2 separate regions of the Homo sapiens genome follow, and region 1 is linked to region 2. A link is a loop called in an ENCODE intact Hi-C map of the cell type or tissue named here. Cell type or tissue: endothelial cell of umbilical vein. All regions are shown on one strand. Each heading gives the region's core, and the rest is flanking DNA. Links, peaks and the distances in the headings are about the cores only. Region 1 has its middle 460 kb from the start of FAM41AY1. Region 2 has its middle 330 kb from the start of FAM41AY1.

Region 1 (11,355 bases), core at 4,974-7,473, 120 kb before region 2:
TAAATATGATGATTCATGATGTGAGCCTTTTGTGGTTTTTGGGCTCAGCACCATGGCTAGTCATCTAAGAATATATACGTATTTGAGTAGCCTTCTTTTATAACTCTGAACCCTGGGACTTGAGTTAGATTCCCTGTGTAGAAATCTTGCATGCGTCTTTAAGGTTTATGCTGGAGAGTGTGACCATCACAGAAAAGGAGAAGGAAGTTTCAGAAAATTATGTGATTTTCCCAGCCTTTGTCTAGGAATGTATTTTTCCTGTTGTTCCTTTCTGAAATATCCACTCCACTTGGACACTCGTGCTTATATCCTCTCATCTACACAAGGATGATTCATCTATTATATCCTCTCTCTTTTCTCCATGGATAACCTTTTCCATCATCAATACTTGTTTTGTTTCAGAGACAGGGCCTCACTGTGTCACCTGGGCTGGAGTGCAGTGAGGCAATCACAGTTCACTGCAGCCTCAAACTCTTAGGCTCCAACCATCCTCATTCCTAAGCCTTCCAAGTAGCTGATACTATAGGTGAGCACCACCATGACCAGCTAATTTGTTTATTTTTATTTTTGTAGAGATGGAATCTCACCAAGTTGTCCGGTCTGGTTTTGAAATCGTGGCCTTAGCCAATCTTCCTACCTCTGCTTCCCAAAGTGTTAGGAATATAGGCATGAGCCATTGTGCCTGGCCATTCCTTCATAAATCTTTAAGTTGATCATTCCATCAATTCAAAACACGCTGAAATATAAGCTACCTTAAAACAAACACACACACAAACCATCTAGACTTGGCAAAACTCAGATACTTACTTCAGTAATGCCAAGTGTCTCCAGTTATACTCACCATCTTTAATTCATTTCCTGATATTCTTTGAGAAGCTACTCCAATAAGATTTTCCTTATTGTTGTGCAGACACTACTATAGCCTAGGCCACTAGTGCCTCTTTGGTGACATTTCCAGCAGTCATTTGTATAATTTCAACATACTAGTTCTACCAGCTTCATTTGAAGTAGGTGATGATTTCCTTACTTTTTCTCTGACATGATGCCATTTCTTGGACTTCCTTTTAGAACAATGGCAACTTCTTTCTCTGTATTTTTGATATTTTTCTGTATTTCCCTTATACTCTAAAATTTTGAGAGTTCCAGAGCTCAGTTTTAGAGTGAGCTTATATTTTGTACATTAACTCTGTATTTGATATCATCCTGTTCTACAGGGTTAAATAGCTTTCATTTCTTGATAATGCCTACATTTATATCTGGACCAATGACTTTTTTTCTTCTCCCAGAATCTTGGAAGAAAACTCCAAAATTTTATATCCCACCACGAATTTGCACTCACAACAAGATGCATTATTGACATCTCCAGATGTTTTAAATATCTTTCTTTCCATTTATTGAGGCAATTATTTATTTATTTATTATTGATACATAATAGTTGTGTATATTTTGGGAGTGCATATAATATTTTGATACAGATATACAATGTTCAATGATCCAAACAGGGTAATCGAGGTAACCATCACCTCAAACACGTATTATTTTGTTTTGCTTAGTATATTTTAAATCTAGCTATTTTGAAATATATTGTAAATTCTTGATAACTTTCATCCCCCTACTGTGCTACAGAACAATAGAACTTATTTTTTTCTAGCATATTGCATTTTTATTTTATTTTATTTGAGAAGGTGATTTACCCTGTCACCCAGGCTAGATTGCAGTGCCACAATTATAGTTCATTGCAGCCTCAGCCTCCTGGGCTCAAGCGATCCTACCCCTCATTCATCCTTCCAAGTAGCTGGGATGATAGACATCCACAACCATCCTGGCCAAACATTTTAAAAAATTTTTGTAGAGACAGAGTCTTCCTGTGTTGCCTAGTCTGATCTCAAACCCTTGGACTCAACAATTGTCCCATTTCAGCCTCCTAAAGTGCTGGGTTGACACATAAATCACCTCACCTGGCTCTTAACTGTATTTTTGTGCTCATTTTATCAAGGTCTTTTAAAATTTCTCTAAACAATATAGTTTTCTGGATAAGATACTTCACATCTGTCATTCTATTAGTTCCTAGGTCCTTGATGTTTTTAAGACATTGGAAGCATCCCCTTATAAAATTAATTTTGCTATTTGTTCCTGACTGTGTTAATATCAGCAGGTGCATAGTGGGAATCAGCTGAGCTGTTTTGCTGGAATAGGAGGCATAGCTTCATGGCATTGATCCCTGATTGAACATCTCTGGATTAACTTGTTAAAAATACTGTCTTGAGCACTACCTCCCACCTGAGTTTGTCCCTGAAATATTTCCCACTTACACAAAAAAGTTATACCATTACTCTAACAGTTCTCTAACAGTTGCATAGCCTAATTTTCTTTTTAGATGAAGTCACGATCTGTCACCCAGGCTGCAGTGCAATGGCGCAATCTCAGCTCACTGTAGCCTCCACCCCCCAGTTTCCAGTGATTCTCCTGCCTCAGCCTCCCGAGTAGCAGAGACTACAACATGCATCACCACATCTAGCTAATTTTTGTATTTTTAGTACAGACAGCATTTCACCATGCTGGCCAGGATGGGGCTAAGAATCTTAAAATATTTCTGTTGCCCTTTTGTGAACAGCCCACACTTAAATCTACTAACTTCCTCTATGTACTAGCCTTACAAAATATATCCAGAACAAATACTTTCCCGTGCCACAATGTTGTCCTTTTTCATACCTCATCCTCTTTTTCACTGCCAGTTATGATAACCTCATATCAGTCTTCTTTCTGTTATCCCGTGTCCTCCTTCAGTCTGTAGTTGATTTTTTAAAAACTGAGTAAAAGAACATCTCTAATTTTCTCAAAACTCTCCAAGGATTCCCATCTCAACGGAGTAAAAGCAAGTCCTTAGAAGGCCTATGAAATCCTCACCCACCTCTCCTCCCATTCTCTCCAATTTCTTTTTGTCACCTCCATTTTCTGTGTTCCAACCACTCTTCTGCACCCATATCCTCAAACATCTCAATCCCACTGCTATATTAGGAGATTTTTCTTGCCATTGTTTTCCTTCTTTCTTGTTTGCTTTTCCCAGCAGCTATCAACTTCATATGCTTTCTCACTTCCTTCAAAATATAATATTTTCAGAGAGGTATTCCTAAACCAGTTTCTACAAAAACAATCTCCGTGAGTTGCTATTCTTAATATTGCTGTTCTTCTTTCCGGTTATTACCGTTACCTGACGAAAAATATATCCATTTGTTCATTACTATTCTTATCCTACTAGAATATCAGTTTCATAAAAGATGAGTTTTATTTGTTTTGTATGATATTGTATCTCAAATGCTTAGAAGAGTACTCAGCCTATAGAATAGTATTGTGTTTTGTACAAAAGTAATTGCAGTTTTTATTGCAAAAATATGGAACCAACCCAAATGCCCATCAATCAATGAGTGGACTCTGGTGTGTGTCTGTGTGTGTGTCTGTGTGTATACACACACACTCTGTGGTGTATAAGTGGGTGTGTATATATATATACACACACACATATATATTCACACACATACATACAGTGAAATAAATACAGTGAAATACTACTCAGCCATAAAAAGCACTAAATTAATGGCATTTGCAGCTACCTGGATAGAACGGGAGACTATTCTAAGTAGCTCAGGAAAGGAAGACCAAACATCATATATTCTCACATATAAGCAGGAGCTAAGCTTTGAGGAGGCAAAGACATTAGAATGATAGAATGGACTTTGGGGACTTGGGGGAAATAGTGGGAGCGGGTGAGGGATTAAAAAAACCTACAAATTAGGTTCAGCACAAGGGAGAAACAGGAACTGTGTCCTGTACAGGGCATGCAGGAGGTGTGTCACACACAAGAGAGGAACAGAAGCTATGCGCTGCACAGGGGAGAAACAGGAAGTACGTCATGCAAAGGGGAGGTATAGAAATATGTGTGTCCTGCACATGGGAGACACAGGAAATGTGTCAAGCACAGGGGCCACACAGGAAGTGTGTCCTGCAAAGAGGAGGAACAGAAAGCGTGGCCTGCAGTATGACCTGAACAATAGAAGAACAGAAAGTGTGTCCTGCACAAAGGAGACACAGGAAGTGTATGCTGCACAGAAGACAAACAGGAAGTGTATCTGTCTCAGGAGGGTAACAAGAAGTGTTTCCTGCACAAAGAAGAAACAAAGTGTGTCCTGCACAGGGGAGACACAGGAAGTGTGTCCTGCACAGGGGAGAAATAGAAAGTATATCATGCAGACAGAAGAAACAAGAAGTGTGCCTTTCAGAGAAAAGACACAGAAAGTGTGTCATGCACATGATAAGAGGTGACAGCGTGCTGGCAGTCCTCAGAACCCTCGCTTGCTCTGGGCACCTCCTCTGCCTGGGCTCCCACTTTGGCGGCACTTGAGGAGCCCTTCAACCCACCACTGCACTGTGGGAGCCCCTTTCTGAGCTGGCCAAGGCTGGAGCCCACTCCCTCAGCTTGCAGGAAGGTGTGGAGGGAGAGGCGCGAGAGGGAACCGGGGCTGCGTGCAGCGCTTGCGGGCCAGCTGGAGTTCCGGGTGGGCGTGGGCTTGGCGGGCCCGCACTCGGAGCAGTCGGCCAGCCCTGCTGGCCCCAGGCAATAAGGGACTTAGCACCCGGGCCAGCAGCTGCGGAGGGTGTACTGGGTCCCAGTGGCAGGTGGGTGCCAGCCCACCGGCGCTGCGCTAGATTTCTCACAGAGCCTTAGCTGCCTTCCCGCCCGGCAGGGCTCGGGACCTGCAGCCCGCCATACCTGAGCCTCCCACCCACTCCGTGGGTTCCTGTGGAGCCGGAGCCTCCCCAACGAGCGCCACCCCCTGCTCCATGGCACCCAGTCCCATCGACCACCCAAGGGCTGAGGAGTGCGGGCGCACGGCACCGGGACTGGCAGGCAGCTCCACCTGCAGCCCCGGTGAGGGATCCACTGGGTGAAGCCAGCTGGGCTCCTGAGTCTGGTGGGGCCTTGGAGGACCTTTATGTCTAGCTCAGGGATTGTAAACACACCAATCAGCACCCTGTGCATAGCTCAAGGTTTGTGAGTGCACCAATTGACACTCTGTATCTAGCTGCTCTGGTGGGGCCTTGGAGAACCTGTGTGTCAAAACTGTATCTAACTAATCTGATGGGGACGTGGAGAACCTTTGTATCTAGCTCAGGGATTGTAAACGGGCCAATCAGCGCCCTGTCAAAACAGGCCACTCGGCTCTACCAATCAGCAGGATGTGGGTGGGGCCAGATAAGAGAATAAAAGCAGGCTGCCGGAGCCAGCAGTGGCAACCCCTGGGGTCCCCTTCCACAGTGTGGAAGCTTTGTTGTTTCCCTCTTTGCAATAAGTCTTGCTACTGCTCACTCTTTGGGTCCCCGCTGCTATTATGAGCTGTAACACTCACTGCGAAGATTTGCAGCTTCACTTCTGAGCCCACCGAGACAACAAGCCCACCCGGAGGAACGAACAACTCCAGACGCTCTGCCTTAAGGGCTGTAACACTCACCGCGAAGGTCTGCAGCTTCACTCCTGAGTCAGCGAGACCACGAACCCACCAGAAGGAAGAAACTCCGAACACATCTGAACATCAGAAGGGACAGACTCCAGACACGCCACCTTAAGAGCTGTAACACTCACCGCGAGGATCCGCGGCTTCGTTCTTGAAGTCAGTGAGACCAAGAACCCACCAATTCTGGACACAATGAGAGTAATAGAAAACGTGTCATGCACAGAGGAGGAATGGAAAGTGTGTGCTACACAGGGGAGAAGCATGGAGTGTGCCCTCTACAGGGAGAAACAGGAAGTGTGTCATGTACAGAGGAGAAACAAAAAGTATGTGCTACACTGAGAGAAAAACAGAAATAGTGTCATTCACAAGGGAGAAAGAGGAAGTGAGTCATGCAGATGGGACTAACAGAAAATGTGTCATGCACAGAGGAAGAACGGAAAGTATGTGCTACACACAGAGAAACAGGATGGGTGCTATGCATGGGAGAGACAAAGGAAGTGTGTCCTGCACAGTGGAGAAACAGAAAGTGTGCCACGCACAGAGGAGGAGTAGAAAGTGTGTCCTGCACAGGGAAAAACCAGGAAGGGTGTGGTGCACAGGGGAGAAACAGGAAGTGTGTCCTACACAGCAGAAGCATAGAAAGCATATATTACACAGGGAAGAAACAGCGTTTCTTCCACAAGGATAAAACAGAAAATGTGTCATGCACACAGGAATAACAGAAAATGTGTCATGAATAGAGGAACAGAAAGTCTTTGCTACGCAGGAAAGAGGAAGTGTGTCCTGCACAAGAGAGACACAGGAAGTGTGTCCTTCACAGCAGAGAAATATGAAGTTTCTCAGAGAAACAAAAAGTATGTCCTGCACAAAGACGACACAGGAAGTGTGTTCTGCACATTGGAGAAACAGGTAGTGTGTCATGCACAGAGGAGGAAGGAAAAGTGTGCTGCACAGGAGAGACGAAGGAAGTGGGTCCTGCAAAAGGAAAAACAGGAAGTGTGTCCTGTGCAAGGATGAAACAAGAAGTGTGTCCTACACATCAAAGGAAAAGGAACTGTGTCCTGTACATTGGAGAAATAAGAAGGGGGTAATGCACAGAAAATGAACAGAAAGTGGGTGCTGCATAGAGAAGAAACCGGAAGTGTGTCATGCACATGGGAGTAACAGAAAATGTGTCATCACAGAGGAATGCAAAGTGTTTACTACACTGAGGATAAATAGGAAAGGTGTTATTCACAGGGGAGGGACAGGAAGTGTGTCTTGCATACGGGAGAAACAGAAAATGTGTCCTGCAGAGGAGAAACAGAGGAAGTGTATCCTGCACAGAGGAGGAATGAAAGTATGTGCTACATTGAGGAGACACAGGAAAGCTGTTATTCACAGGGGAGGCACAGGAAGTGTGTCCTGCACTAAGAAGACACAGGAAGTGTGTCCTGCACATGGAAGAAACAGCAAGTGTGTCTTACATATGTGAGTAACAGAAAATATATCAGGTACAGAGGAGAAATGGAAAATGTGTGCTGCACTGGAAAGAAAAAGTGAATCCCCAACAGGGGAGACACTGGAAGTGTGTCATGCACAGGAGAGAAACAGGAACTGTGTCCTGCACTGTGGAGAAACAGGAAGTATGTCATGCACAGGAGAGGGATGGAAAGTGTTTGCAACACAGAGGAGAGACAGGAAGGTTGTCATTCAAAGGAGAGGCATAGGAAGGAAGTGTGTCTTTCACAGGGAAGAAACAGAAAGTAAGTCCTGCACAGAAGAAAAACATGAGGTGTATTTTGCATAAGTAAGACACAGGAAGCGTGTCATGGGCATGTCAGTAAGTAACAGAAAATGTGTCATGTACAGAGAAGGAACAGAAGGTGTGTGCTACACAGGAAAGAAAAATGTGTCCCCCACACGGGAGATATAGGAAGTGTGTTATACGTAGATTTAAAACAGAAAGCATGCCCTGCACAGGGGAAAAACAGGAAGCGTGTCTTCCACAGGGAAAAAAAAGCTGGAAATGTGTCATGCACATGGGAGTAACACAAAATGGGTCATGTACAGACAGGGAATGGAAAGTGAGTGCTACACAGGGAAGAAAGGAAAAATGGGTCCCCCTCAAGGGAGACACAGGAAATGTGTCCTGCACAGTGGAGAAACAGAAAGTATGTCATGCATATAGAAGGACAGAAAGTATGTGCTACACAGAGGAGAAACAAGAACAATGTCATTCACAGGGAAGGCACAGGAAGTCTGTCTTGCACAGGGGGAACAGAAAATGTGTCTTGCACAGGAAGTGTGTCATGCACAGAGGAAAAATAGGAAGTATGTCATGCACCTGGGAGTAACAGAAAATGGATCATAAACAGGAGGAATGGAAAGTGTCTGCTACACAGGGAAGAAACTAGAAGTGTGTCATTCACAGGAGAAACACGAAAAGTGTGTATTGCACAGCAGAGAAACAAAAAGTGCATCAGGCACAAAGGAGAAACAGAAAGTGTGTCCTGCACAGGCGAAAAACATGAAGTGTGTTCTACATAGGGGAGCAAAAGAAAATGTGTCCTGCACAGGGAAGAAACAAGAAGTGAGTCTTCCTTAGGAAAGAAACAGGAAGTGTGTCATGCACATGGGAATAACTGAAAATGTGTCATGCACAGAGGAGGAATGAAAAGTATGTTCTACACAGGAAATAAAGTGGAAGAGGATTCCTCACAGGGAAGACACAAGTGTATCCTGCAGAGTGAAGAAACAGGAAGTGTGTCATGCACAGAGAAGGAATAGAAAGTGTATGCTACATGGAGGAGAAACAGGAAGGGTGTCATTCACAGGGTAGGCACAGGAAGTGTGTCTTAAACAAAAAAGTAACAGGAAGTTTGTTATGCACAGAAGAGAAACAGGAAATATGTCATGCACAGAGGAGAAATAGTGTGTGCTAAACAGAGGAGAAACAGGAAGGGTGTAATTCACAGCCGTGGCACAGGAAGTGTGCATTGCACAGGAAAGAAACAGGAAGTGTATCATACACAGAGGAGAAACAGGTAGCGTGTCTTACACAGAAAAGGAATGGAATGTATGTCCTGCACAGGGGTGAAGCAGGGGGTCTGTCCTCCACAGGGAAGAAACAGGAAGTGTTTCATGCACAGGGGAGACACAGGAAGTGTGTCAAAGTGCACTCAATAGAGAAACAGGAAGTGTGTCATGCACATGGAAGTAACAGAAAATGTGTCACTCACAGAGGAGGGACAAAAAATGTATGCTACACAGGAAAGAGAGAGGAAGTATGTTCCCCACAGGGGAGACACAGGAAGTTTGTCCTGCACACTGGGGAAACAAGAAGTTTGTCAGGTACAGTAAAGGAACAGAAAGTGTGTGCTACACAGAGGAGAGACAGGAAGGGTGTCATTCCCAGGGGAAGCACAGGAAGTGTGTCTTGCATAGGGGAGAAACAGAAAGTGTGTCATGCACAGAAGAGAAACAGGAAGTGTATACTGCACACCCAGGGAAAGAAAGTGTGTCCTGCACAGGGGAGAGTCAGGAAGTGTGTCCTTCACAGACAAGCAGGAAGTGTGTCATGCACAGGAGAGGCCCAGGAAGTGTCAAAACAATGCAACCAGTTTTGTCTCACTTAGCGGTGACCCAGAAGCCCCCTCTCTGCTTTGAGTTCTCTCTGTCTTTCTAGACAGGACCAATGTACTTCTTACATACATTGATTGATGTCTCATGTCTCCCTAAAATGTATAAAATCAAGCTGTTCCCCAACCCCACTGATTTTACATTATAGTGAGTTGTATAGTTATTTCATTGTCTATTACTATGTAATAATAATAGAAATACAGTGCACAATCAATGTAATGTGACTGAATCATTCTGAAGCCATCACCCTCCTCTCCCCATCCTGGTCCATGGAAAAATTGTCTTCCACAAAACCGGTTCCTGGTGCCAAAAAGGTTGGGGATTGCTGCTTTAAAAGTTCATAATGTACGTGTTTTATAACTCAGACATTCTGATCATGGTTATTTATCCAAAATATATACAAGCACTTACCCAATCAAAGTCATGTATACAAGTATAAATAACAGTTTTATTTTTATTAGCAAAAACCTGGGGACAACCTGAAACCCCATCAAGAGTTGAATGGATAAACAAACTCTACTGTATACATACAGTGAAATACAATCCAGAAATTAAAAAGAATAAAAACTACCAATACATAAAACAACACTGATTAACTTCAAAATAATTTTATTGAGTAACACTATAAAATAAAAAAGAATGTGTAAGACACCATAGCATTTATGTAAAATTCTAGAAAGTAAAATCTGTAGTGGAGGGAAAAATTTTAAGGGAACATGAAAGAATATGGGGAATTAACGGATATGCTTATTTTCTTAATAGTGCTGAAGGTTCAATGTACAGATGTGTCGAAATGTTATCAAAAGTACAGATTTTAAACACCCATGCAGTTGTTTATGCCTCAGTTATATAACTGAAAATATAGTGGGTTCAGTGTAATTTCTACTTTGATGGTGCTTGGAAAAAGGGCATTTATAACCAACCCAACAAGCATAGTTACTGTTTCAAAGGAGAAGCGTTATCACTTCCTCATTAGGGAATTTGTGTTATCACAAGTAAAAATATTTCATCATAAAAATGTATAATTAGATACTATAAAGAGACACCACTGGTTTATCAATTCAATTCAACACTAGCTGATATTCTAGAATTCCCATTTCCCTTCTCCCAGATGAGATTATTCCAGTCATTATTTCTGAGCCTGAACTTAAATGAGCATGCCAACATTCAGAAGAATGCCAGGATGGAATTTGGGTTTTAATTAACTAAGAAACCTGAATGGAGGCCAGGCACAGTGACTCACATCTATAATCCCAGCACTTTTGGAGGCCAAAGCCGGTGGATCACCTGAGTCCGGGAGTTCAAGACCAGCCTGACCAACAGGGAGAAACCCTGTCTCTACTAAAAATACAAAATTAGCTGAGCATGGTGCTGCATGCCTGTAATTACAGCTACTTTGGAGGCTGAGGCAGCAGAATGGCTTGAACCCAGGAAACAGAGTTTGCCAGGAGCCGAGATCACACCACTGCACTCCAGTCTGGGCAACAAAAGCAAAACTCTGTCTCAAAAAGAAGGAAGGGAGGGAGGGAAGGGGTGGAAAGCTGAGTGGAGATAGGAAACTTACTATAAGTATCTGAGAAGAGAGACTCAAGGCAGGAATGGAGAAAGCTTTCATCAGAGTTTAGAAATCTTCTTCCCTCTGATTCAGAAAAATGCTAAGTTGTTTTGACCTTCAACATATATCCTTCCACATTGAGTGAAAACTTCATCTAAAATGTGTCTGAAGCATCCCCAGCAGTAACTGGAGTCCAGGATTCCTGATAGAACTTGAAACCTGTGAATCCAACCATCTGGGACTTTTGGAGAAACCTCAGGAAGGTGGAGAGGTGTAGCTTACTTCCTAATATTACTGGCAATGGAATCATATGGGCCACTAAAATTGATTTTCAGGGAAAAGATCAAAGAGATTTAAATCTTCTGATTGGCTTTTATCTTGGCAAAACATTATGTTATAAATGTGCTCAGAGAACAAACCCTGTTATATTTTTATGTTGAAGATGTATACAGAGAACAAAAGGTACATAATTTAAAACAACATATTTGATCAGTTTTTAGTTATGTAATTAATACACAAATATACAGGAGGTGATGACATATGATTGAAGAGAAGACATAATAGGATTTTGATAGGTGGTTGCATAAGTAACTCATTTATAGAACAGGTTAATATTAAAACTCTTGGCATTAGTTTTTCCAATTTTGTTCAACTTTTGTTTTAGATTCA
Region 2 (11,355 bases), core at 4,415-6,914:
GAAGAGAAGCAGGTCTATGTATCTGCCCTGAACTGCAAGTATGTCTTCCCAAAGAAATGTTTTAATTTTAGATATATACATCTGTATTTATTTGGCTTTACAAAACAAAGGCTTAGGGGTCCGATAGCCTGTACACAGCCACTTAACTCAGAAGAGATTTGCTTTATCCAAAGTCAGAATTCTGAATCTCAATAGCAGTATCCCTTTTCAGCAGTGGAATGAAAATTTTGAGGCCATATCTATTTGTAATAGGCAGAACCATTTCCATTAGTGATCAGTGATGGTTGGGCTAATTCAAAATATATTAAGAAACAGTAATTCTAATTGAAGCATACACACATGTATTATTCTTATGTGGTATAAAAATGTCAGACTTTTCTGAGGTATGAATATCAAATATATAAGAGAAGAAACATGTTTTATATGTACTTTAAATACATTCTCAGATAAAAGAATGTTTGATCCAAAAAGAAGGAAATTTAATGCAATGTGTGTTAAGTACCTCCAACCTGCTCTGAATTATCTAAAAACTGTCAGAAATGAAATGATGAGTAAAAATAGTCATTGTTCTCTGGAATTCATTGTTAGGTAGGGGACAATGATATGCCCACAAGTAGGTCTATTCTAAGGCATATTGAGTTAAGTGTCATTTTTCATTTTTCTGGTTAAAAGACAATAGGTATAATGTGTTAGGAATAATTCTATCAAAATGGATAAGAAGACAGCTTTACCTAGTTCTTTGCATTTATAATTAACAGAGTCCTTTTAGATAGAGTTTAATGTTAAAAGAAAAAAGAGTAGGAAAGGATAACTTTTAGCTGGGGAATGGGGAAAGAAAACAATATAATCCATGAAAGAAATAGCATTTCAGCATTCACTTGAAGATGGCTAGAATGTTGAAAGCTGTAGCTGGAGAAAGATATTCTAGGAAAGTGGAACAATATCAGCAATTATTTGCTGTTCACTGAGTTTGAAAATTAAGTGAATCAGAGAGCTTAGCAAGTGCAATTACTATGCCTGGACCATGTGAAATCCAGATTAAATTGGGTGAAGAAATGACTTGGGAGTGAATAAATAGCAACAGAGTAAAGAAAGAGAATAGCTGTAAAAAGATAGAGCCACTGGGTTGAGAGATTATTATTGTTATTGTAGTTTTTGGACAAAACTCAAGAGCTTCAACTCTTTCTCATAGCAGTAAAACCAAAAGCCTTGCCTGATTTTCAATATGTATGATTTAGAGTATGTATTTAATATAAGATTCCAGGAATGTAATGACAGGTGGCAAAAATACTTGAACAAAAAGGAAAGATGTGTGATGCCTCTGGTCCTTGAAAGTATATTTCTTACACACCCTCTTTGACAGGGAAGAAGAGTGAAAAATTTTTAGTTTCATAAGCACTCAGAAGTATTCAAATCCTGATTTTGCTTCAACATGTTAAACTGAATAGTGGTTTGTAAAGAATTTTTGAAGTTATTTGTACTTCAATACTTAACAGAAAGTCAGGGCTAAGTCCTCTAATCTTGTTTAGACATAAAATCTGGGGGTTGAAATGTTGCAAACCAAAGATGATAATGTCTTTGGTGAATGTATAACAACTCAATATTGTATATGTCTCTAATTTCTAATTTCAGATGGACACAAAAAGATTTTATGTACACATTATATATATATGTATTATATGTGCATATATAAGTACACGTACCCTTACATATATAAAATATATGTATATAGATATATATGAAAATTTATTTGAATAGATACACATAAATGCATTTTATATATCTTAGGAAAGTAAACTTGTATTTATACACAATCAGTCTTCACTTAATGTTGTAGACAGATTCTTGGAAACTGCAAATTTAAGAGAAATGACATAATGAAATATTTTTTTCCTCATAGACATTGTAATGTAACAAATTTGAAAGAAAATAATATTAATCAAGAATCTGCTATGTGTTGTTTTTCTTAAAGTTGCAAGTTCCAAGAACCAATTGATGATATTGTGTGAGGACTTACTGTGCGTGTATATATATATATATATGTATATATATACATATATATACTTACTCTGTTTGTATATATACACACACACACATACTGTATATATATATACATAACATGTATATATACACATATACATATACTGTGTGTGTATATATATGCACATATATATACACATACACACATATACGCACACACACGATGTTACTGAGGACTTACTATGTATGTGTGTGTGCACATGCTACTCCCACATTGTATATTTGAATAAATCAACTAATTGTGTAAATTATGTTAGTGTATTCCCTTTGGAGTAAAGGTATTCCAGGAGATTGATCTAGAATCCCTATTAAATAACAAGAATAGAACTAGCTACAAAAACACATTTAATGCATTTGTAAATTTACAAAAGTAAATTATTCACTATTTTTGTATTTTTGAGAAAAAAAATTTGCCATTAGCAACATAAAACAATTCAAAGCTAGACAGCCTGAAAAGATATAGGGAAGCTAAATGAGAGATATTCACCTACTTTAATGGAAATGACATCATGCCCAGGTCTACTAAGTACTAGTTTTAATGTATAGCACATTTTACAAGATCCAAAACTCCTTACACTTTAGAGGCACAATTACATTTTAGGGGAAGAGGATTGCTGAATACACAATATTCTTTCCTCCTGCTGAATGAAATGTAGAGTGATAATACCCTTTCTGGACCTGCTGCCTTGGATGTATGTAGTCCATTAATGAAGGACTTGTTTTGAACTGATCAAGTCCTCCTGATTTTTAAGCCATTGTAAGTTTTCCTGTTAGAAAGATTTGGCATAACATAACCATGCTGAAGTTTTCCCTCTGACAACTTTACATATCATGTAGGCTTTTTATGTCATTTAAGTGTTCAATGACTCATTAAAAGCATTTCTTCAAACAAATTGCTGATATTCTTTCCCTTCTGTTTCATAGATCTTACTATAAAATGTGTTTACATAGCATTAGTTGAATGATGCAAAATGTGCAATGTAGCAACATTGCCCTGGAAAATGTATACGGCACCAACCAAGATTGACCTTAGTAAAGTTGCAATATTAAGCATAAGCCACCATAAAATGGAAATAAAAACTTAGGCTGAGCGCTGCTGTTCTTGTCCACTTAATGCTGACTATATCAAAAAAGAAGGGATGGAATTCCTAAGTTTATTTTTACATGGATTTCTTGATTATTAATCAAAACAATATTTATCAAGGTATATATTATGGTGGTTGTATAATTATGGTAACTTCCTAAAAATTAGCTGGAACATCTGTATTAGGACTATATTTGGTTGTTTTTGTGATTATGTACCATTAATGTAAAATGAGTCAAACCTCAAGCCCTTGAGATCATACCAAAGAATATTGCACAATTAGAGGTTAGACAATTTTTAAACCAGAGATTTATTCATAATTTCTAAACACTGATTCTGTTTATGGCTTTCAAATGGCATTTGTTAACATGATAAATACATGTGCTATGTGTGTTTAGGGGAACATGTATCCACACACATGCACATATATTTATGTAGAGTGTTAAGTGAACTCAATAGTTTTATGTTAATTTAATGAAACTTACACTCTTTCACACACACACATATATATAAATTGTCCACTTAATTAGATGCCTGCAATTCAACTTTCTGTCTCCAGACCTAAGTGTCAAGTAAATTAAGCATGAAGGTAGCATATTCACATTCTCCAAATCCCTCTTCATTTTTTAATATCTCTTTAAGCTCTGTTCTTAATGTTCCTCCTAGAATTTTCCAGGCTAAGTAAGCAAAATATTAATTATCACAGAAACCTTTGAAGGTTCCTAGGACCCATTTTAGTTTCTCGGATTTGAGGCATTCTCAAAGCCTCACTTGCTTGTATGAGGTAGACAAGATACCTCACTGAGCTCTGGGGATCAATCGTATTTCTTCCTTCTGAGATTCTCTGCTGAAAAATGGAATGTTCTACTGACCAGATCAATATTTTCTTCAAGAGATGTCTTGAGACTTGGCTTCTCCCTGAAAATAAAATGTTTAAACTACAAAATACTTAATAATGTAGACCGTTCTACCTAAAGTAAATTAAGCGGATTCTATTGTCTGCCAATGAAAAGTCGTTGTCTATTGGTTCCTGTAACAGATGCGGATAAAACAGCCTCAAGGTAATGGGAATTTTAGGTGGGTCCTTTTTATTTGAACTGACACTTGGATGTTATGGTAAAAGTCACCTAAATTGTTAATTTCAAAGCAATGCATAGTGAAAGAACTGGTTTGATTGTGTACATGACTGTTGCAATGAATCATTTTAATAGGATCTAGGAATACCGGGACAGTGGAATATGCTGGCTACTTCTTACTGCGCTCTAGAATGTTAAGGAACAAAAGTCACTGGTTCAAAATGTTAATTTCTCAGCTCATGGAATAGCTAGGATATTAATAACTTTATTATCACGGACTTTAAAGAAAAGATCTGATTTCTGTCACCCTGGCTGCAGCGCAGTTGTCCCTCCCGGTTTACTGCAACCTCGGCCTCTCAGATTCAAGCAATTCTCCTGCATCAGCCTCCCATGTAACTGGGATTACAGGCAGGCACTATCACGCCCGGCTAACTTTTTATGTTTTTAGTAGACAGGTTTTCACCATGTTGGCCAAACTGGTCTCATACTCCTGAGCTCAGGTAATCTGCTTGTCTCAACCTCCCAAAGCCCTGGGATTACAGGCATGAGCCAATGAGCCCAGCCAAAAGATCAAATTTCTTATAGGCCCAGAATTGGTGTATCTGAAATTCCAAAGAGGAGTATTATACTGTGATTTCAACAAAAGATTAATTATGGATTTTCTAAGTCTCTTGTGAAGTTGATGAGGAAAGTATGTGACTCCAAGAAGTGTATTGCAAACCTTTCAGACTACCCTAATGTATCGTTGCTCAGGAAACTCAAGAAACTTTGATGAGGCTGTCTCTGCCTTGTTTGAAGAACTTGTAATATCCTCACCTGATCTATTACATCACCTGAAGTATATTACCTGAGATGTTACCTGATAAGGAAGTGCAAATTTTCTTCATACCCTACCCTTGTGACTTCTTGTGGTCTCCAGACCTATAATGAGAGTCAGATCCTAGCAGGCTCTGTGTTTACTTGCATAGATGAATCCAGGAAGAAAAGAAATTTACACCATAAACAAATCCAGGAGGAAGAGAAGTCTACACCATAGATGAATCCAAAGAGAAGAGAAGTCTGCACCACAGATGAAACCAGGAGGAAGAGAAGTCTACACCACAGATGAATCCAGGAAGAAGAGAAGCCTACACCGTAGGTGAATCCTGGAACAAGAGAAGTACACCAAAATAGGGCACTATTTTGCAGGGTTTTTTTTTTTTTTTAAATCTGCAAGCCCAGGGAATATGTGTGGAAATAGGAATATATTCTAATCATGCTAGCCAAGGTAAAAAGAAAAAAGTTGTAAATCAATAAGAATTTATTTCCATAGTTGCATCTACGAGAGGATCTGAGAGGGTTTTTAACTGTTTGATCTGTTGGTGATTGAATGTTAAATAAACATAGATGTCAGAAAGCCCCTGCAGCAATAGGAAAGGAGGAATCAGAAGACTTTTGGTGAAAGTTTGGGTGGATCTAGCATATGGGATCCACATATCTGACATCTTTGTTCCCCAGGAGGGCTTGATGCTTTCTCTCTTTATAAAAGCATCAAGAAATTTATGAAGAAGGGAAAAACCTGCTCCTGGCAAATGGGTTCCCTTATCTGCCCTTGTGAATGCAGGAAATGAAGGTTTTGTTTGTGAGTCATTTGAAACAGGTTCACTAAGTCATGGGAAGTAGGAAACAGGCAAGACCAAGGGAGATTGTTTAACCATTAGACATTAATAGCAGAAGAGGCACTGGGCAGTCTGTAGACCAGAATGTTTTATTCGCAGAGATCTTTGTTGCAGGTTAATTTATCGTGGCATCCCTAGGAACCCAATATATGGAGAGAGCCTACGTTGTTGTCCACCACGGGGAAATAAAATAGGGGTAAGTGGGTGTTTCTCTTGGACACCGTGATCCTGAGTCATGGACCCTCAACCATATCCAGACCTCAGTTATTTCATGACTAAAAATCTTTTGAATGGTGTCCTTAAAGAGAGAGACCTTGATAACATCCAAAGCACTTTATCCAAGTGATTGGAAGCCATTAACAGAAGTTCACATGAGAAAAAAAAAATTTAGGCTCTTTCAGGATTTATAGATCATTGGCTCAGAGTTAAGCACATGTCCCTGGTGACTTGGAATGCTTCTAGGGTAGCTGAGTCAGAATGAGGACTCATTGGGCTGGCTGTTAGGGGGGTCACTTAAATAGAATTGTAATGTGATTGTATCTCACAGTGAGCAAAATAGGTTCAAACCATCCTGCCATTGTATCTTATGTTTCAGAATATATATTATGAGTGTATATACTTATCACCTTCTAGGGACCCCCAACATTGGCTTTCTAATCTTCAAGTGATGATTATGGCAGGAGATATGACAGGTGCCTTCCTTTTACCAAAATGACAAACCCAACCAAGAAGACATCCCTGAAAAATGAAATATTGGGGCCATCATCAGAGATCTAACATACAGAAATCTTTGATCTATACCTTTTGTATAGAATTGTATTCTACTCAAAATTCATATGCTGAAATTCTAACCCACAGTACTGCAGAAGTTGACAGTATTTGGAGACAGTTTCTTTAAGGAGGTAATCTTGCCATGGATATAATTTCAAGGAGACCTCTTGGGGCTCATTTGCTAAGAGCAAATCACTATCATGATGGATCTACCAATTTTACTTACTATTTGCTTTTCATTTCCCCTCTAAGTTTGCATAGGACGTTGGTAGAGTAATCTCACCATTTAGTTCTTAGCTTCTAAGAAGTCGATGTGAGATTGTGATTTACCTACAGGAGGAACAAACAAAACCCAGGGGAAGGAGAGTATGCAAAGTAGAGTAGCCAAAGAAAGGTTCTGAGACAGATATTGATCATCAGCTTATTTTTCACCAGCCTTAATCTCTTTCTAGAGGCCTTACTTCATCTTCTATATGGAATGGAAATCTTGATTCCCTTGTGGCTGGGTTTCCTTATTTTCCCCATTTTGCACCCAGTAGATGCAACCGCATGACATTTGGGAACTGGAATTGAGGAACATGAAATAGAGGAAGCATTGAAGGACATAAGCTATTGGGGTTGAGGTATTTGTTTCCTCTTAGGAAGTTAAAGCAGAGGTTCTTTGTGGTTAAAAAATATCTTAGTGTGAATTTTTCAAAGATCAATTTCCTTGGACTGATTCTTTTCTAGAGAACCTTATAGTTGGTTCTTCCACAACGTCAGATATTCAGGTACTTATTTCTATGTGAGTGTCATTCTTGACTCACATAGTCAATGCAACATGCAACATAGGACAAAGAAGAATGTGGATACACTCATTTTTAGTGGCTTGTCCAACACTTTTTTTAAAGTGTTATGAATAGTTATTCTTTTTTTGTATTATTATACTTTAAGTTCTGGGATACATGTGCAGAATGTGCAGGTTTGTTACGTAAGCATGCACATGCCATGGTGGTTTGCTGCACCCATCAACCCATCATTTGCATTAGGCATTTCTCCCAGTGCTAGCCATCTGCTAGTCCTCCACCCCCTGACAGTCCCCAGTGTGTGACAGGCCTCCCTGTGTCCATGTGTTTTCACTGGTCAACTCCCAATTATGAGTGAGAACATGCAGTGTTTGGTTTTCTGTTCTTGTGTTAGTTTGCTGAGAATGATGCCTTCCAGCTTCATCCATGTCCCTGCAAAGACATAAACTCATCCTTTTTTTGGCTGCATAGTATTCCATGGTGTATATGTGCCTCTGATGTTAATGGGTCCATAAGATTCTGTGTTCACAAAGCCAGTTCACTTAAAATGCTGCTCATGTGATATGCCAAAGGGAAAGGAGAGTCCAAGACAAATGCATATTGATTTCTACTGATTTTATAAAATGCACTGAAGGGCAAGAAATGTCTAGATGAGCATTCTACCCTTGCCCTTGCCTTAGAAATATCTCAAAGAAGAATAAAAAAGATAAAATGGAGGGAAGATGTCAAACCAAAGGGGACCATGGTGAATAATGCTACAAAGAAGTAGCACATAAGGAGAAATCTGCTTGAATCATAAGTCCTTCCACTGAGAGTCTCAATAGTTAGTATGTAACTATGAGTTCAAAGATAATCACTAAAGAAGTGTTAAATAGTACCAAGGTCTCTTTCAGCCTTGAAGGAGGAAAGTTAGACATAATACCCCCACAGGAACTCAGACTATGTACATGAAGAATTAGAAAGAACTGAAGTTAATGCTTCAGAATACCTGGATTTATGCAACAGAAAAGATAAAATAAACCTCTATGAACAAAGCGAAGTGCCATGAGGCTTTTAGTAAGAAAGGAGATAAGCATTTTTTTCCTTCTCCATAGATATCAAATGCCAGAGTTTGCTTATGAGAACAGGGAGGAGACAAGTCAAGTAAACAATCTATTTTATGAAAATTCATATGATGGAAAAAAGGAGTGGGCCTGTGGAAAGAGAATTATGGTCCAGATGGATCCTCATGTTTACAGAGATGATAAGGGAAGATACTCAAACCAAAAAAGAGCCATCCCTAAATAAACTATTGAAGTACAACATATTTGATAGAAAAGAGTTTACATTCTATGTATCTGGCTCAGTGAATCGTGGTTGAAAGCCAAAGCTAATCTATGCAATAATAGATACCCGACTTGTGTAGCAACTTATGCTGAACTTGAAGATGACCATGTGAGAGGGAAGTCCCAGGGATAGAGGATTGCAGAGCCAGTGGTCATATGTGATTTTCTCGGTCTACCAGCAGGACAATGAACTTTCTGCCGCTACCCTCTCTTCCCAGATCCCAAGTGTGCCTGGCAACGTCTGAGCACCAAAGGGAATACTTGGCATTCAGAAAGAAACTTAATGTCCTTGGTGGCCTCCCAAGGGATTGGTTAGGGTGCCTGTACCTAACATAGTCTGTCCAAACCTAGTTTTGGACCCAAATTCAGGGGTAGACTCCTAGTCATTGAGGAGCATGTAGAACAGATTTTGTTCCTTTTATCATTGTTTTGTTTGCAAGTGGTTTCTGGCATTGGGTAATTTTCATCCTGGTGATTGGTAATCAAACAATGTCATAGCAGGACTGGAATAGACCAAGATATATGCCATGAGATGAACTGGTTACACGATAACCCTTGGGACCAATCACTGATGGCACAAAAAGCATAAGAAAAGTATGACCCTTAAATCTAGGTTAGAAGAGCTCCTGTGCTGATACTTGCTTTCAAGGACTGAATTCTGAACTTCTTCCAGCCACATTCATCTGTGCAAGGACTCCAAGATGTCAAAGCTCTATACCTCAGTTTAGAACCCACTCTGGGTATCTAGGACCATGGATAATCCAGTCCAAATGACTCTCCACCCACTTCCAGAATTAGCATGGCTTGTTCCCTACGTCGTGCCTGTAAAGGATTCTTCTATTCAGAGGAGGGGCCATGTGGTGGCTGCTGGGAGGTCAGAATAAGGACTTGTGTTGTGGTTGGGTGAGCAGAACATAGATGACCTTGTGGGAGGAAAGATGGAATATGGACCCAAGATTGCATATGGGTTCATAATAATGAGGTGAATCAAATATGGATGTGCATGGGCGGGATGGATGGAGCACAAATACCCATGAAGAATGAGTGGAATATAATGGCCATTGTTGGGAGGGATTGATGGAAAATAGACATGAATTGGGAGAGTGGATGGAAACAGATATGCATTAGGGGTTGAATGCCTATGGATGTGTTTTAGGAGGCAGATGAAATAATACAGACGTACAGGCTGGGGTCTCTACCCATGAGTGCTGGAGGAGCTTAGGAGATAGCCTGGAGGTTGGAAGAGAAAGGGACAGGTCTCAGGCTTGACCAGTTCCCCAGACCCCCTCTCTGGTTCACAGCCCCCATTGCCCACCCAGTTTGTACCTATCCTTCCAGGTTGTTATAAAAATGTTTTGTTAACATTGAAATATGGAATATACATTATTTTACCGATTTGCTTGGTTATAACTTTGAAATATGTAGACAAATATTAGGTGAATTGCCTTAGGGTTGTTACCATGGACATGTAAAATAAAAAGCCAAATCTGGTCAGGATCCAAGTCCAGGACTTCCAAATCCAAGTTCTCTGTGTGCCCACTCACTTGCCTCTCAGAATGTGTGGGAAGAGAGAAGAAAGGGTATCAACAATAGATAAAAGAAAGGAGAAGATATTGGACTTAAAAAGGAATGGAAATAATGTCTTCATTATGTATTGTTATGGCATGGCATGTTACATGTTGTTTTCTGTTGTGGTATTGCATGCTCTAATATATGCTATGCTATGTTATGTCATATCAGGTTATGTTATGTGATGTGCTGCACTATGGTAGGTTCTGTGTTATTCTGTGCTATGTTATGACTTATGCTATGCTTTTCTTTGCTATGCTATGTTAGGTTATAAGTTATGTTATGTTATATTTTATGTTATGCTGTTTTATATGCTATGTTGTTATGCTGTGTTACAGACTATGTTATACTGTGATATGTAATGTGATGTTATGCTATGTTATGATTTATGCTGTGTTTTTCTAGGCTTTAATGTGAGATTATATGTTATACTATATTAGGTTGTGTTACATGTTATGCTGTGCTATATTTTGTTTAGTCTATGTTTTATGCTATGATGTTATGTGATATATTTTGGTATATTATACTATTATTTTCTATGCTATGGTATGCTATGGTATGGTATGGTATGGTATGGTATGGTATGGTATGCTATGCTATGCTATGCTATGCTATGCTATGCTATGCTATGCTATGCTATGTTTTATGCCATGATGTATGTGTTAGTGAAATGGGAAAGGATCCCTTGTCTCCTTCACAGGGTGTGTGATGGGAGTATGGCTTACTTCTTCCATGCCCCGCTGCTCAAACCTCTACAGGGCACAAGGCAGGCAGGCTGTAGGGCTCCTACCCCATGGCAGCATCTACACCCCAGTGGGCCTGTGTTAGAGGGTGCTCTTTTAATTTGCCTATAGGCAGTTTTTGTTAACCAGCTTAATTAGACCCTCTACCTTGTTGCAAGGACAGAGGGCTTTCTGTATCCTGGGTTCTTACCTTGGTGTACCAGAAGAATCAGATCACAAATGGGCTTGGAAAATGAGTGCAAAGTTTTATTGAGTGGAAATACATCTCAGCTTATTTGGGAGCCAGAAGGGAGATGGTTTTCCC

Evidence for each region. Peaks named below come from ENCODE experiments on the same cell type or tissue, not always from the same donor. Only the 100,000 strongest peaks of a DNase experiment are listed, where the experiment ranks them.
Region 1: it touches region 2 in a loop (15-fold over the local background); 1 of 110 quality-filtered maps calls a loop at or near these places.

The regions. Positions count from the first base shown.
Region 1 is chrY:17,038,615-17,049,969 of GRCh38, forward strand. No RefSeq gene overlaps it. Among named protein-coding and RNA genes, the nearest start is that of FAM41AY1, 460 kb to the right of the region's middle. RefSeq lists an enhancer at 5,301-6,500. In endothelial cell of umbilical vein, for the core only: no CTCF peak of the experiment used is centred there; no DNase peak of the experiment used is centred there; H3K27ac peaks cover 1,336 bases.
Region 2 is chrY:17,161,245-17,172,599 of GRCh38, forward strand. No RefSeq gene overlaps it. Among named protein-coding and RNA genes, the nearest start is that of FAM41AY1, 330 kb to the right of the region's middle. In endothelial cell of umbilical vein, for the core only: no CTCF peak of the experiment used is centred there; no DNase peak of the experiment used is centred there; H3K27ac peaks cover 2,083 bases.